Linked DNA regions of Homo sapiens: region 1 is linked to region 2. The links are chromatin loops, found by intact Hi-C in ENCODE. Cell type or tissue: sigmoid colon. All regions are shown on one strand.

The links. Hi-C counts contacts between places; a loop is a spot of excess contacts. Peaks named below come from ENCODE experiments on the same cell type or tissue, not always from the same donor. Only the 100,000 strongest peaks of a DNase experiment are listed, where the experiment ranks them.
Region 1: it touches region 2 in a loop (2.5-fold over the local background); 2 of 110 quality-filtered maps call a loop at or near these places.

The regions. Positions count from the first base shown.
Region 1 is chr17:2,100,561-2,108,560 of GRCh38, forward strand. All of the region lies in intron 13 of SMG6 (SMG6 nonsense mediated mRNA decay factor), which reads right to left. It overlaps SMG6-AS1 (SMG6 antisense RNA 1), which reads left to right. Exons shown (of 2, transcript NR_199038.1): 2 at 562-1,743. Among named protein-coding and RNA genes, the nearest start is that of SMG6-AS1, 15 kb to the left of the region's middle. In sigmoid colon, no CTCF peak of the experiment used is centred here; DNase peaks (open chromatin) are centred at 1,111 and 3,091; H3K27ac peaks cover 2,533 bases.
Region 2 is chr17:2,278,993-2,286,992 of GRCh38, forward strand. It overlaps SMG6 (SMG6 nonsense mediated mRNA decay factor), which reads right to left. Exons shown (of 19, transcript NM_017575.5): 7 at 4,633-4,743; 8 at 3,655-3,867. Among named protein-coding and RNA genes, the nearest start is that of SMG6, 21 kb to the right of the region's middle. In sigmoid colon, a CTCF peak has its summit at 3,474; no DNase peak of the experiment used is centred here.

The sequences.
Region 1 (8,000 bases), 180 kb before region 2:
TTAGAATGTGTACTTTTAAACATTTTATTCTATGAGACAGGGTTTTGCTCTCTCACCTAGGCTGGAGTGCTGTGGTGTAAACACGGCTCACTGCAGTCTCAACCTATCGAGTAGCTGGGAATACAGGCGCACACCATCACATCCAGCTAATTTTTAAAAAATGTTTTGTAGAGATGGGGTCTCGCGATATTGAACAGGCTGGTCTTGAACTCCCAGGCTCAAGAGATCCCCCTGCTTCAGCTTCCCAAAGTGCTAGGATTACAGGTGTGAGCCACAGCACCTGGCCAGAATGTATTGCACAGGCTGGTCTTGAACTCCTAGGCTCAAGAGATCCCCCTGCTTCAGCCTCCCAAAGTGCTGGGATTACAGGTGTGGGCCACAGCACCTGGCCAGAATGTGTGTAAGTGTTCCAGGTACTTATGAACACTGAGTTTTAGAATTACTGCTTTAAAGGATGGAAGGTTAGGTCAAAGTGGTCACAATTTTACTAGACTCTTCAAAATGCAACTCTATTTTTCAAAGGTGCAAACACTACTACTATCTATATATTTTTTGAGACAGGGTCTTGCTCTGTCACCCAGGCTGGAGTACAGTGGCGTGATCAAAGCTCACTGCAACCTTGAACTCCTGGACTCAAGTAATCCTCCTGCCTCAGCCTCCCAAGTGGCTGGGACGACAGTCATGCATCACCATGCCCAGCTAATTTTTGAATTTTTATTTTTGTAGAGATGGGGCCTCGCTATGCTGCCAGGACTGGTCTTGAACTCCTGGTCTCAAGCAGTCCTTCTGCTTTGGCCTCCCAAAGTGTTGGGGTTACAGCCGTGAGCCACTGCACCCAACCTACTTTATATTTTTCATGATACTTTTAGGATCTAGAAATCCTCTGCACTCTTTGATGCAGTTACTACATCCAGATGATGTAGATGAGGAAACTAAAATTCAAATAAATTCAATGACATTCTCAGGAGAACTAAGATCCAAAGCCAGATAAAATGACTTCCTCATTCAAGGTTTACCAGCTCACCAGCGCTACCTTCCTGGAAGAGTGCCATCGGCCTTCCGGGACGTAATAAAACCTGCTGCATGCCTCACTCACCCTTCGCAGCCACAGCGAACACCGAGCGAATGGTTACTACAAGCCAGGCACTGTGCCAAATGCTTTACACGAACCAACTCGTGATCCCCACAACCTCATGAAGTAGATACTGTCACTGCTTCGATTATAGAGGTGAGGAAATTAAGGCACAGAGAAGTAACTTGCTCAGGAAATGCAGCCAGTAACTGCAGGGGCCGGACTGTTCTAACTGCCACAGCTCTCCATGATCCAGAACATTCACAGGTGTTTCAGAGACCCTCACCATCTCCCCAAGGAGAAAGCTCTTCTCTTGCCTGGAAATTCACAGAAGAAGAGAAAAAGGCAGCCTCTCAGAGCTGATTTCTTGAAGACTGAACTCTTCTGGGCATGGTGCACTCCTCCTGGGTGGGTGACACGCCACAGTCTAGGACAAGCAGGGCCTAGTGGAACGACAGTGTCGTGGCCTCCTAACTTGTGTGCTCTCAGGCAAATTACTGAGCCCTGTCTGCAAGATGCTAATAACTCTGAAGATCTATATTCCTAGTCCTTTACAAAATTTTATTATAAATTGACAATTTATATTTGTGTTTATTTACAAGGGTACAAAGTGATATATTTTATGAATACAATGTATAATAATTAAACCCAGCTAATTAACATACCCATCACCTCAAATACTTATCATTTTATTGTGGTGAGAAAATTTGAAATTTACTCTTAAAGGAATTTTTTTTTCTTTTAGACAGGGTCTTGCTCTGTCACCCAGGCTGGAGTGCAGTGGTGTGATCAAGACTCACTGCAGTCTTCACTTCCCAGGCTCAAGTGATCTTCCCGCCTCAGCCTCCCAAGTAGCTGGGACTACAGGCGTGGACCACCACATCCTGCTAATTTCATTTTTTTTTTTTTTTTTTTTTTTTTTAGAGATGAGGTCTCACTATGTTGCCCAGGCTGGTTTGAGCTCCTGGTGTCAAGTGATCATCCTGCCTCAGCCTCGCAAAATGTTGGGATTACAGTTGTGAGTGACCACGTCTGACCTCTTAAAGCAATTTTAAATGTACAGTGCTGTATTTTTATGCTCACCATGCTGTTCAACAGATCTCAGAAAAACACACACCCATCTTTCTCCCATGGAACTGACGCTTTGAACCCTTTGACCATCATCTCCCCATTTCCCAGCCTCTGTAGCCACCATCCTACTCTCTGCTTTTATGAGCTGGACTCTTTCAGATTCTACATGTAAGTGAGAACATATGGTATGTGTCTTTCCGTGCCTGGCTTATTTCACTCAGCATAATGCTCTTCAATTCCACCCATGTTGCTGAAAACAACAGAATTTCTTTTTAAAGGCCAAATAGTACTCCATTGTGTGTATGTCCCACCTTTTCTTTATCCATTCATCTGTTGATGGACACTCAGACTAATTCCATAACTTGGTTATTGTGACTAATGCTGCAGTGAACCTGGGAGTCCAGACATCTCTTCAACCAACTGATTTCAAATCTTTTGGGTGAATGCCCAGAATTGGGATTACTCTCTTTCCATTCTTACAGGTTTCTGTGATTCTGGGCAGTCATCTTGGAAAGGAGGAAAGGATCGTTCTGCCACTGAGCTTGATGGAGGAGCTCAGCTCTGTCATAGGGGACAGTGCCAAGAGCTGGGCTTGGCCTTTTTGGAAGGGTTAAAGATTCAGAATGCGAACTAACAGTGAGAGGCTAGAGATTACTCTGATGGAAAAGGGTGGTATAGGTTACTCTCATATGATAAGCCACTCAGGAAGACTTGGAGGGTTTTATGGAATCATTAGCACAGAGCTCCCCTCTGGCCACAGAGCAGAGGAAGAAACAGCGGACCAGTTTATAAAGCTACAGAGCGGAAAATTTCTGTTGCTGTCCAAACTAAGTTTTTGGCTTTCTGTGAAGCTTGGAAAGACTTATACTGATGTTTTAATCACCTGTTTAGTGTTCTGAGGACTCTTGTCAGCGGCCTCACTGAGCTTGCTCCAGCAGGCAGTGGGGAACGGCTGGCTCTCGCCCCACGCTCTTCTTGTGAGCTGTTTCTTTCCCATGACCACCTCCAACACCCTGTAGCTCCCATTGGGCCACTTGGAGGGTATAAGCCAAACCTGTGAGCCCTATAGGAGACTGAGCACACTCTTTTGGGCTAACTCATCACCGGATCTAAAGTCAGGAAAGACCCCTTAATAAGAGCCTTGGTGCAAAGAGGTAAGAAGTCGTCTCAAGATTAGTCTGCCAGCAACACCTCTGTGATGGCACAGAGAAAGCAGGCTTGACTTCCAGGAGAATCACCATCAACACATTCTTTTTTTTTTTTTTTCAGTTGGAATCTTGTTCTGTAGCCCAGGCAGGAGTGTAATGGCACGATCTCAGCTCACTGCAACCTCTGCTTCCCAGGTTCAAGTCATTCTCCTGCCTCAGCCTCCCGAGTAGCTGGGACTACAGGCGCCCACCACCTCGCCCGGCTAATTTTTTGTATTTTTAGTAGAGACGGGGTTTCACCATGTTAGCCAGGATGGTCTTGATCTCCTGACCTCGTGATCCGCCCACCTCGGCCTCCCAAAGTGCTGGGATTACAGGCGTGAGCCACCGCGCCCGGCCACACCTGGCTAATTTTTGTATTTTTAGTACAGACAGGGTTTCACCATGTTGGCCAGGCAGGTCACGAATTCCTGATTTCAAGGGTTCCGTCTGCCTCAGCTTCCCAAATTGCTGGGATTACAAGCTTGAGCCACTGTGCCTGGCCACCATCCAGACATTCTAAAGCACTTGGGTATTTATTGTGAAAAGAAGTCCTCACAAGTGACAATGCATACTGAACAAATTCAGGGCAGGGAAAGTTCTAGAAAGAAAAACCCATGAGCATGCCAGAAGCTCTTTAAAGAGGTTAAGGGGGTTGAAAAAAAAAAAGGTTCAGGGTAGTGGCAGGTAGAGCAAGTTAGCATCTTACTTCCTCTGCAATTTTCATTGATCACGCTTTCTTGGTGGCCTAAATATCCCATTTTACTGGGAAAGCTGTGGTGTAGATGAAGTGGTGACAGATGGTTACTAGGAATTATGTTATTTCATTTGATTATCATGGTAATCCTGTGAGACAGGAAGAGGAAACTAAAGCTCAGAAAAAGCAAGTGATGAAGTGATGAAGCTGGGCTTTGAACCCAGATTTGTCTTACTCCAAAGTTTGTGCTCAGTTCATTATATTATAATATGGCCTCTTATGAAGGTAATGGCACTTTCACAAAGAGTATAGGGAAAGGTCTCTACTTCAAGTCATCTTTTTTTTTGGGAGACAAGGTCACACTCTGTTGCCCAGGCTGAGTGCAATGGTGTGATCTTGGCTCACTGCAGCCTCAACCTCCCAGGTTCAAGTGATCCTCCCACTTCAGCCTCCTGAACATCTAGGACTACAGGTATGCACCACCACACCCAGCTAATTTTTTTTTTTTTTTTTTTTTTTTGTAGAGATGGGGTCTCACCATGTTACCCAGGCTGCTCTCAAACTCCTGGACTCAAGCAATCCTCCCGCCTCGACCTCCCAAAGTGCTGGGATTACAGGCGTGAGCCACTGCACTCAGCCTACTTCAAGTCTTTCTCACTTAAAAAATATTACACTCAGCCGGGCGTGGTGGCTCACACCTGTAATCCCAGCACTTTGGGAGGCCAAGGTGGGTGGATCACCTGAGGTCAGGAGTTTGAGACCAGCCTGGCCAACATGGTGAAACCCAATCTCTACTAAAAATACAAAAATTAGCCGGGCGTGGTGGCAGGTGCCTGTAATCCCAGCTACCTGGGAGGCTAAGGCAGAATTGCTTGAACTTGGGAGGCGGAGAGTGCAGTGAGCCAAGACCGCGCCACTGCACTCCAGCCTGAGCAACAAGAGCAAAACTCTGTCTCAAAAATAAATAAATAAATAAATAAATAACACTTGCCCAGACTCAGCAGTAGCCTAAAGGCCCTCAGGACAGAAGAAACAGTTCTGACGAATTTGCCTTTAGAGGAACACAAATTGAATGGGTGCTTGGCTAAGCTACAGGCAAGAAAAGAAATACTGAAATTTAAAATTTCTCAGGATACCTGCCCTAAAAAGAGTTCTATCACTTAGATTCATTTCATTTCACTGGACATAATATGGGCAAAACCTCAGCTGAATACTTGATGAGCTGAATGAATATAGGAAACTAGTAACTGCCAGATGTTAAGTTTTAAGACCTATATGTGGGTAACCTCTGAAAGTTGTCTGCACCACAGCCTTGAACTTTTCTACTGAATGTAAAGAGTAAAGTCCATCATGAAGACAGGAAAATGGAAATCAAAGCTCCCTCCTGATACTTGGCACCCAAAGGCTCCACAAATCTGTCAATCCAAGTAACTTTTACTTTGCAAGCAACAGGGTGTGTTACTTATCTGGCAACGCTTGATCTTGGAGAAGGTATGAAGGAGGAGAAGAGAGAATAATAGTTTACTTCTCAGTGGAAAAACCAGGCTTAAGGAGGAGATACTGATTTCTGATTGAGTTCTCAGGGAGACCTTCTCTGCCATAGAATTTTCCCTTTCCACCCCATCACTTTTCTTCTTGTCTCTTTTCTTACTAAGGGAAGTTTCTTCAAACTGCTGTCTCTGGCTCAAAGTTAATTTCCCTTTGGCCAAAGCACTCTGCACATGCCATTGTTCCATGCCCTGTTATGCCAGAGTTCAAGCAGATAAGCCACCAACGTGCCTTTTAATAAAGGAAGGGAGGGGGGTCTCTCAAGGGAACTCTGCTTACTGGGGGAAAAGAGAGTCCTATAGCAGCAAAGGCACATACTACCATTCCTCGGTGACCTCAGAGGAGTCTATTTACAAAGGCTATAGTTAGAGAGGAAAGGGCAAGAAGGAAGGGAAAGAGAGGGAGACCATGACCAGAGAGGTCTTATGTCCCACAGGAATAACTCCGAGGACAAGGGAAAGGCTGTCCTGTCACAAGGGCAAAATTAACCAGACCCAGCCGATTATGAGAGAGGGAAGGAGGATGCTGGGAACATGAAGGGGGCAAAGCTTACAGGCCACTACATATATGGGGGAATGCAGGAGGAAAATGTTTCAAAGCTGATGACAAGGCAGACAGGAAACCTCCGTGTCCCTGCTGACAGGAAAGAAAGAGTGAAAGAAATTCTGGGATCTTCTCTCTAGGCAGGAATTTTTTTTTTTTTTTTGAGACAGAGTCTCGGTTTGTCGCCCAGGCTGGAATGCAATTGTGCGATCTCGGCTCACTGCAACCTCCGCCTCCCGGGTTCTAGCAATTCTCCTGCCTCAGTCTCCCAAGTAGCTGGGATTACAGGCATGTGCCACCACGCCTGGCTGAGTTTTGTATTTTTAGTAGAGACGTTTAGTATTTCAGTACTTAGTAGTTTAGTATTTTAGCCTGACATGTTGGTCATGCTAGTCTTGAACTCCTGACCTCAGGTGATCTGCCCACCTTGGCCTCCCAAAGTGCTGGGATTATAGGTGTGAGCCACTGTGCCCAGACTCTATGCAGGATTCCTAATAGGCATGTGAAGTTCCCTGTCTTCCCATGGGTGTGCTGACAGCTGGAAATCCTGCCCTTTGGGTCAGGCAGGGCAGGGATCTAGACCTCTCGGGAGTTCATGAAGAGGTTCACTAAGGACTGAAACCATGATCCCAAACACAAATGGGGACTGTCATTTCCTGTTGGGTTTCCATGCTGTAAAAAAGTGGGGGAGAAATGCCAGCTACGAAGTACTATGTCTTCTATGGAAAATGGAGTATGCAGTGTATCTGGCTCCTGGTTCTGACTTGTAAATCTAAGTGAGAACTAGTTGTTAGCTGCTAGAGGATTATAGTGTTAAACAGACATTCTACCACCCAACCTGCCAGCCTTTCTGCTCACTGTCTCTGGGCCTCTAGGTAGCTGATGACACAGTTGTCTTGAGCCTCCATAGGAAGGGCAGTCTTGGGCTGGGGCAGCTCCTCTGGGCACTAGTTCACTGCTCTGTGTTCTTAAACAGCTCTGATGGAACAAGCCATCTGTGAGGGTTATTTAACTTGGAGCTGGAAGAGGGTGAGGATGTGGAAAAAATAAACTGAACAGCCAATGGATGGGGCCAGAGAGAGAGAGAAGGCAGGTGGCATGTTCATGGGACTGCGTGCCAGGGCCAAGCGGGGTGGGACTGCAGAAAGGAATGGTGCCGAAAGGAGGCCAGCATGGGAGGGGCTGGAACACCCAGGACAGCAGAATTTTATTTCCAAAATGGTATTTTGTTGTTCTCCTTCAAGGGCACCCAAGTCCTCACTTTAGAGTTCTATTTCTGGGAGAATCTTGGAATAGTGTAACTAAGCACACCTGCCTCGCCTTCTGAAAAGCTACCTGAACCTTGCCCAATTTCTGAGCCTTAGCCTACAAGATAAATCTAACAGGTTTTTTTTTGTTTTGTTTTGTTTTTTACATCCAATGCCTCAAAATAATGGCAACAGCTAAGTGGGTAGAAAACGGAAATGAAGGATTACAGAGAATTTGCATGAATTACAGAAAACAGCTATAGAAACTACAGGATGATCCAGAAGGAGACATGGGAATCTGATGTGTGACTGAGTTGTAACTGGACCTCTTTGGAGTCTTCTTAGCCACTCTCCAATCCCCAGCGTCCACTATGAAAACACATATTGAAACTTTCATTTTTAAAAATCTTGCCAGGCGCAGTGACTCACGCCTGTAATCCCAGGCCTTTGAAAGGCCGAGGCGGGCGGGTAACTTGAGGTCAGGTGTTCGAGACCAGCCTGGCCAACATAGTGAAACCCTGTCTCTACTAAAAATACAAAAATTAACCAGGCCCACGCCTGCAAACCTGCAGGTGCACACCTGCAGTCCCAGCTACCCAGGAGGCTGAGGCAGAAGAATTGCTTGAATCTGGGAG
Region 2 (8,000 bases):
TGAACACACTAGATATGACTCTACTCTCACAGGGCCTTCAATCTAGCAAGGGAAAGATCTGCACAAAACTACACTTAAAAGCACTTAAACCAGAAATGTGGTTATTACAAAGGCGAAATGGCCAGTCTCAGGGATCAGGAAACGCTTCCTTGAAAACGTGACATTTAGGCTGAGACCTGAAGGGTAAGAAAGAAAGTGACTGATAAAGGCAGAAATACCAGTGAGAGGTAAGAGCGGTGCGGGCAGAGAGATGAACAACAGCCAGGAGCCAGAAAAGAGCTTGGATCCTTCAAGGAAGAAGCCAGTGTGGCTGGAATACAGTAACAAAGGAAGAAAAGTATGAAAAGTGTAAGATTTGAAGTAGCAGGAGCCAGATCATGAGGAGCCTAGTGGACTATGTCGAGGATTTTAGACCTGATTGTAAGAGCACACAGAAATAACTAAACACTTTCAAGAAGGCAGTGGCATGATCAGAAATGGATATTTGGAAGTTCATTCATTTGGGTTACTGTCTAAAATGAAAGGCCAGAAGAGGACCAGGAATAAATCTGAAAAGACCATTATGAACTTCTTTCCATAGTATATGGATTACTGAAATGGTGATAGCTTGAACTACGATGGCAGCAATGAGAAAGGAGAGAAGTGGATGGCTTCAAGTTACGATTAGGAGGTGGACTCAACAGTATCCACCTCCTAATACCAGGTGGTACTGACTGGATGTGGGGACAGAGGAAAGGAACATGTCAAGCACGACTCCAGTCGCTCACAGGAGAACTTCTCACACTCTAGACTCCAGCCATACTGAACTACTCGCAGTTCCTGAAGCCTCCATGCCTCATCCACATTTTCATGCCTCCAAGTAGAAATGCCTTTACGACATCTTTAAGCTGCAAAATGCGGCCTCGCCCCAGCCTTCCCTAACCATGACTGGATTAGGTGTTCCAACTGCATGCTCCCACGGCCTCTCATGCTTGCCTTTATCACAGTACTTACCACACGGAACTATAATGACACACCTATGTCTTCCTCACGTGACCAAGTGCTCTTTGAGGTTAAAAATCATTTTTGGTTATTTTAATTTCTCTATCCTCAATGCTTACTTCTTATCAATGTGTGTGTTCCAAGGAACAGAGAAAGCAAGCTAAGCTCTTGGGACCTACTGTGAGAGAAAAAAAAGAATATAGGAAGCTAACTTGGGCCTAAGAAAGCAGGTAAAAATGGCAGTGTGGTTTCCTGGATAGATAAATGAAAAGTTATGAAACTGCAGATTTCTTTTTCTTTTTTTTTTGAGACAAAGTCTGGCTTCTTTGCCCAGGCTGGAGTGCAGTGGCACGATCTCGGCTCACTGCAACCTCCGCCTCCCGGGTTCAAGCAACTCTCCTGCCTCAGCCTCCCGAGTAGCTGGGATTACAGGAGTGCGCTGCCACGCCCAGCTAATTTTTTTGCATTTTTAGTAGAGACAGGGTTTCACCATGTTGGCCAGGCTGGTCTCGAACTCCTGACCTTGTGATCTGCTCGCCTCGGCCTCCTAAAGTGCTGGGATTACAGGCGTAAGCCACCGCGTCAGGCCAGAAACTGCAGATTTCTTCGAGGGCTGGTAGCCTAAAATGAAAAGCTCAAACTCAAAGATTTAAATTTAAAGAAAATTAAGGGTAATAGTTACCCAAGGATGATGTACAAACTAAAAATATATAGTTTCATCAATAGTTTAGAAAACAAATTACCACGTTGTAGTCTACCTACAAGAATTTAAAGTTTTTACCAAAAATATATTCATCTATTATTTGTATAATTAGAAATAAAATGGGACAGACATGATACACCTCATGCCTGTAATCCCAGATCTTTGGGAGGCCACGGGAGGACTGCTTGAGGCCAGGAGTTTGAGACCAGCCTGCGCAACAGGGCAAGTCTCCATCGCTACAAAAAATTAGCTGGGTGTGGTGGCATGTGCCTGTAGTCCTAGCAACTCAGGAGGCTGAGGCAGGAAAATCACTGGAACTCAGGATTTCGATCGCATCACTGCACTCTGGCCTGAGCAACAGAGACCGACCCTGTTTTTGATTGTATTCATTTATTTTTTGGAAGGCAGAGTCTCACTCATCACTCAGGCTGCAGTGCAGTGGTGCAGCCTTGACGCTCTTGGGCTCATTCTTGACTTTTTTGAGACAGGGTCTTGCTCTGGCACCTACGCTGGATCATAGCTCATGACATCCTTGAACTCCTGGACTCAAGCAATCCTCCTGCCTCAGACTCCTGAGTAGCTAGAACTAGAGGCCCGCATCACCATGCCCAGCCAATTTTGAAAATTTTTTTACAGAGACAGAAGCCTCGTTTTGTTGACCAGGCTGGTACTGAATTCCTAGGCTCCAGCGAACCTCCTGCCTTGGCCTCCCAAAGTGCTGGGATTACAGATGGGAGCCACCACACCAGACCTTGACTCTTTCTTCTCCCTGAGCTCCCCACGTTCAACCAAGTCTTTTGGATTCTACTGTAATAATATGACTTGTGTCTGTTCACTTCTTCCCACCTCCAAAGCCATTTCTTGGTTCAAGTCTTTTTCATATCTCACTTGGAACTACCGCAGCACCCTCCTTGTCTCCTATTTCTAGTCTTACTCTTCTCCAAACATTTTACAAAGCGGCCAGGGTTTATTTCTGAAGAGCAGATGTTATTCCCCTATTTAAAGCATCCAATAGCTTCCTACTATTTTCAGGATAAAGGTCAAATAATTTATCATATGACCCTTCAACATCTAGCCCCAGCTTACACCACCCACTGGGTGAATTTTACCCTTAAGGCGCAACGAACCAGCCACTGCAGTTTTCCACCTACCGTGCTCTCTCTCCCCCAGCCAGCCTCAGCCCTTTGCATATGCTATTTCCTTTGCCTGGGAATCACTTTACCACCTCCCTTTCCTTCTCAAGCTAACTCCTACTTGTTCTTTATACTTCAATTGACCAATGGCTGCTTTGGTCCCATGGCTATGTGCTCTCATATACTGGGTGTGCACCCCAAAAACAGAAGTAATTACAATGTTAAGTCTCTTGCGTCCTCCACTAGAATGCACTGAGACAGCAAGAGATCTTGTTCACTGTTATCTTTAGTGACTGGCACACTGTCGATAATTACTTACTGAGTCAATGAAGAGGAGAAATCTTCTAAACAAGCCTGTGATTTTTCTACTGTCATTTCTCCTGGCTTAAAGGAAAAAGTCCCCGCCCAAGAGTTATAAGAGGATATCCCATAGAAAGCCCATCACAAATCAGACTAACTAACCTATCCATGCTACTTTAGTTCATTCTCGGAATATAAGGTCAACCAAGAGGAAAAGATAAGTACAAAATCCCACATAGAATCCTAAAGCATCATGTTGATGACGCTGAACAAAAAGCAGCAAAAAAAAAAAAAAAAAAAAAAAAATTCTAATCCTACTTTTACTAAATTCTGCAGTGACACATAGTGGTGAGAGAGGGAAGTACATAATAAAGATAAAGGAAGCGTACATGAGAAGGGAAAAGACCATCAGGGAGCCTCAAGTGGTTTGTCTTCCTTGCAATCAGTGGGAAGTATCTGTGCCTCACAGCTGTATGAACCAGGGCACCCAGGCTTACTGAGCTAGTTTGGCTCATTGCATCATTCTCAGGAACTTACATCACTGGGACTCAGGCTGCCCAGCCCATTCTCTTGCTCAGAATCCTTCCCAGACTCAGTGCCCTGGGAAGACCGTGGATGGGATGGATGAATCCAGATCTCCAGGCGAGTGGTGTCATCTCCAACATGCCGGAAAGTAGACTTCTTTCCTTTCCGCCACTGGTCAGGGCTCAGGTCAAATTCCTCATGTTGCTTCTTTTCCATCTGTTCTGCCTATATAACATACAAACACATTAGCTCATGGCCTGGTGTGGTGGCTCACGCCTGTAATCCCAGCACTTAGAGATGCGGAGGCAGGCGGATCACTTGAGGTCAGGAGTTTGAGACCAGCCTGACCAACATAGTGAAACCCTGTCTCTACTAAAAATACAAAATTAGCTGGGTGTGGTGGCGCATATCTGTAATCCTAGCTACTCGGGAGGCTGAGGCATGAGAATCACTTAAATCCGGGAGGCAGAGGTTGCAGTGAGCCAAGATCGCATCACTGCACTCCAGTCTGGGCAACAAGAGCGAAACTCTGTCTCAAAAACAAAAAACACACATGAGCTCAGACTTTCCTGAGACTCAGCTTACAAAGAGAAAAGCCTCACCTCACCGGTATTTATTTGACAATAAAAATACTGTACCACAGTCCCAAAGTAGCAGAGTGTCATCTGCTTTGTTTCATATAGTTATTAATTCTGTAGACTGAAGGCTGTAGAGCACGTACATGTACATCCAAGGGCCCCTGAAAGCTCTCCTGAAGATCACAGTTTTGTTCTGCACAGGGGCTGACCAACTACCCACCAGCACAGTCTGATGGGACCATTTAAGGACACTATGAGTCATTCCCCGAGGACACACAGACACTGAGCAATAACTGCACCTTGGATAAACCTCACTGGCTACGATCCTGCCGGTGCGCAGAGCTAGGGCACACCAACACTCAGGGAAATGCACTATTCGAGGAAGGAAGGGTTCTGCCACATCCCCACTCACCTTCCGCTTGGTCTCTTCAAACAAGCTCATGAGACTCTCCTTGGCAGTCAGGATAGGGTTGCTGGCAGCTAAACTGCGCATATAGTAATAGACAGCGTCAAGCTTCCTCCTCTGTGGAAAGAGGCCAGAGACATTCAGTCAACCAATTCTCGTCCTAACTCCAGCAAGAGGCAGCTGACTCAGGAAACCCTACTATCTCTCCCAGCCTGTCTCCCAAACTGAGAGGAATCCCAACAACAAAATCAGAAATGCTATCCACAGGAGAAGCCATTGCAATTACATCACAGATCTCTTCTTGCACAGTATTATATCTTACATGCAGAGGTGCTCCAAGAACCAAGTACTCATAAGGAGAGAAAGGAATAAACAGGCTCTTAAAATATAAACAGAAATTACATCTTGTTCTTAGAAAAAGCATGATGTTCAATTCACTTTATATTTCCTGTTCTTATCAGAGAGTCAGTATGCTATAATGAAATCACGAAATTACAAGCCAGACAGACCTTGGTCCAAATACTGGCTAATCCAGGAGTTGACTCGGAAACTTTGGACAAAAGACTCCAAGATTATTACATTATTATGTAATAATCTTCCTGAGTTCCTATATCCTCAACATTACAATGGGAGTAATAATACCCAATGGAGGAGTATCCTCAGGTTTACAAAGTGTTGTCCACTGTCTCACACTTAACTGTACTTAATCAATGATGTTGCCATTGTTATTGATAATTTTTTAAAATAAATAAGTAGCTGAGTTGAACATTTTATGGATATTATTCAAGAAATTCAGCAAGTCTATTTATAAGCAATTAATAGGGAAAAGAAGAAGTAAAGAAAAAGGAAGTGGGTCAGAAAGAAGGAAAAAGGAAAACATTGAAACAAAGGCAGAAAGAATATCCAAAAGGCTTTCTCACTTTTTCTCCAACTTCATGTACATTTTCAATGTTTTCCATAACTGTTTCAAAATACATTTAAAATGCTAGCTTCTCTCTCTCCCCAGCGTCTACCCATTCTTCAAAACTCCTATCTTATATTCACCTGGCATGGCTAGAGGTGCAGGTTCTAAGGTCAGTGCCTGAGTCTGAATTCGGTCTTGCATTTATTAGGTATGACACAGCACGTTAACCTAGAGAGGTTTCCTTATTTGCAAAATGGAAATGTTTACAACATATGGCTCCCAAAAAGATTAAAATTATATAATGCATATAGTTTAACAGAATATTTGGCACACCATTACAGTTACTTGGTAGCTATTTTTATTATTATTCCAATCCATACTAATTTCTATCTACACTACTCACCTGATTTGAGACTGTATTATATTAATTCTATAAAATATTTTTTCATATGAAAAAATTTCCAAAACAGAGATACAACTTACAATCGGTATCTATTGTTATGTCTTATTTTAATTTGCAGCATTTTTCTTAGTGGAACAGAAGATAATGGTGCATCTAACAATCAATTACATATTTATCAAGTCTAATTTGCATCACTGTCTATACAGCTCACTTGTTTTCTCAACACATTTTTTTTTTCAGGGAAGAAAGCAAGTCAATATTTTATCATTCCTGGCACCTAGAAAAGCACTACTGTACACGTGTTGTGTTCTCAATAAATACCTGAGATTCACTGATTGGAAGAGACAGAATGACTGACTGATTGGAATTGGCAGAAAAGTTGGGAAAATGTTGCTAACAGACAACTAAGATGAGACAGACAGAAAAAAGAGGGATAGAGGAAAAGAACTTGAAGAAAGTGCGAATCTAGGTCAGAGGTCTGTGAAAAAGAAAATTTAATTCAAATGACAAAAAGCCATTGAGGGAATTCAGCACAGTTGCAACATACAAGATCAACACACGAAATTCAGTTACATTTCTATATACTAGCAATGAGCAATCTGAAAAAAAAGAAATTAAGAAAACAATTTCTGGCTAGGCCCAATGGCTCAGGCTTATAATCCCAGCACTTTAGGAGGCAGAGGGAGGAGGCTCACTTGAAGCCAGGAGTTCAGGACCAGCCTTGGCAACGCAGTGAGACCCTCTTTTCTTTTTTTTTTTCTTTTTTGAGACGAAGTCTCGCTCTGTCATCCAGGCTGGAGTGCAGTGGCATGATCTCAGCTCACTGCAAACTCCACCTCCCGGATTTGAGCAATTCTCCCGCCTCAGCCTCCCGAGTAGCTGGGACTACAGGTGTGTGCTGCCACACCTGGCTAATTTTTATATTTTTAGTAGAGATGGGGTTTCACCAAGTTAGCCAGGCTGGTCTGGAACTCATGACCTCAAGTGATCCGCCTGCCTCAGCCTCCCAAAGTGCTGGGATTACAGGGGTCAGACACCCCACCTGGCCAAGACCCTGTCTAAAAAAATAGAGAGAAAGACAGAGAAAAAAAAGAAAACAATTCCTTTTGCAAAAGCATCAAAAAGAATGACATACTTAGGAATACATTTAACCAAGGAAGTGCAAAACTTATTATACACAGGGTTAAAAGAAATTAAAGAACGAAGTAAATGAAAAGACACCCTGTGTTCATGAATTAGAAGGCTTAATATTTTGAAGATGGCAATACTTCCCAAAGCAATCTACAGATTCAGTGCAACCTTATCAAAATTCCAATGATTTTGCAAAAATGAAAAAGCTGACCCTAAAATCCATACATAATTACAAGGGACCTCAAATGGCCAAAAAAAAAAAAAAAAAACGAAGTTAGGGGACTCACATTTCCCAATTTTTCTTACCACAAACCTACAGTAACTAACACAGCTGTGGTACTGGCATGAGGACTGACATATAAATCAATGGAAGAAAACTGAGAGCTCAGAAAAAACCCACATATAAAGTGACTTTTTACAAGGGAACCAAGACCATTCAATGAAGAAAGAGCAGTCTCTTCAACAAATGGTGCTGAGAGAATGTAATAACCACATGTAAAAGAATGAAGTTGGACCTTTACCTCATACTATATATAAAAATTCACCTAAAATTAATCAAAGGCCTAAATATAAGAGGTAAAAGTCTAAAACTCTAAGAAGAAAACGTAGAGGTAAATTTTCCAAACCTTGGATTTGGTAATGGTTTCATAGCTATGACATCGAAAGTGAAAGGAACAAAAGAAAAAAAGATAAACTGGACTTCAGCAAAATTAAAAAACACTTGTGCATCGAAAGATATTCTCAGCAGAATGAAAAGACAATCCACAAAATGGAAGAAAATGTTTGCAAATTATGTATCTAATAAAGGTCTAGCATCCAGAATATATAAAGAACTCATACATCTTGACAACACAAAACATAAAATAATTTTTTTTTTTTTTTTTTTTTTTTTTGAGACAGAGTCTCGCTCTGTCGCTCAGGCTGGAGTGCAGTGGC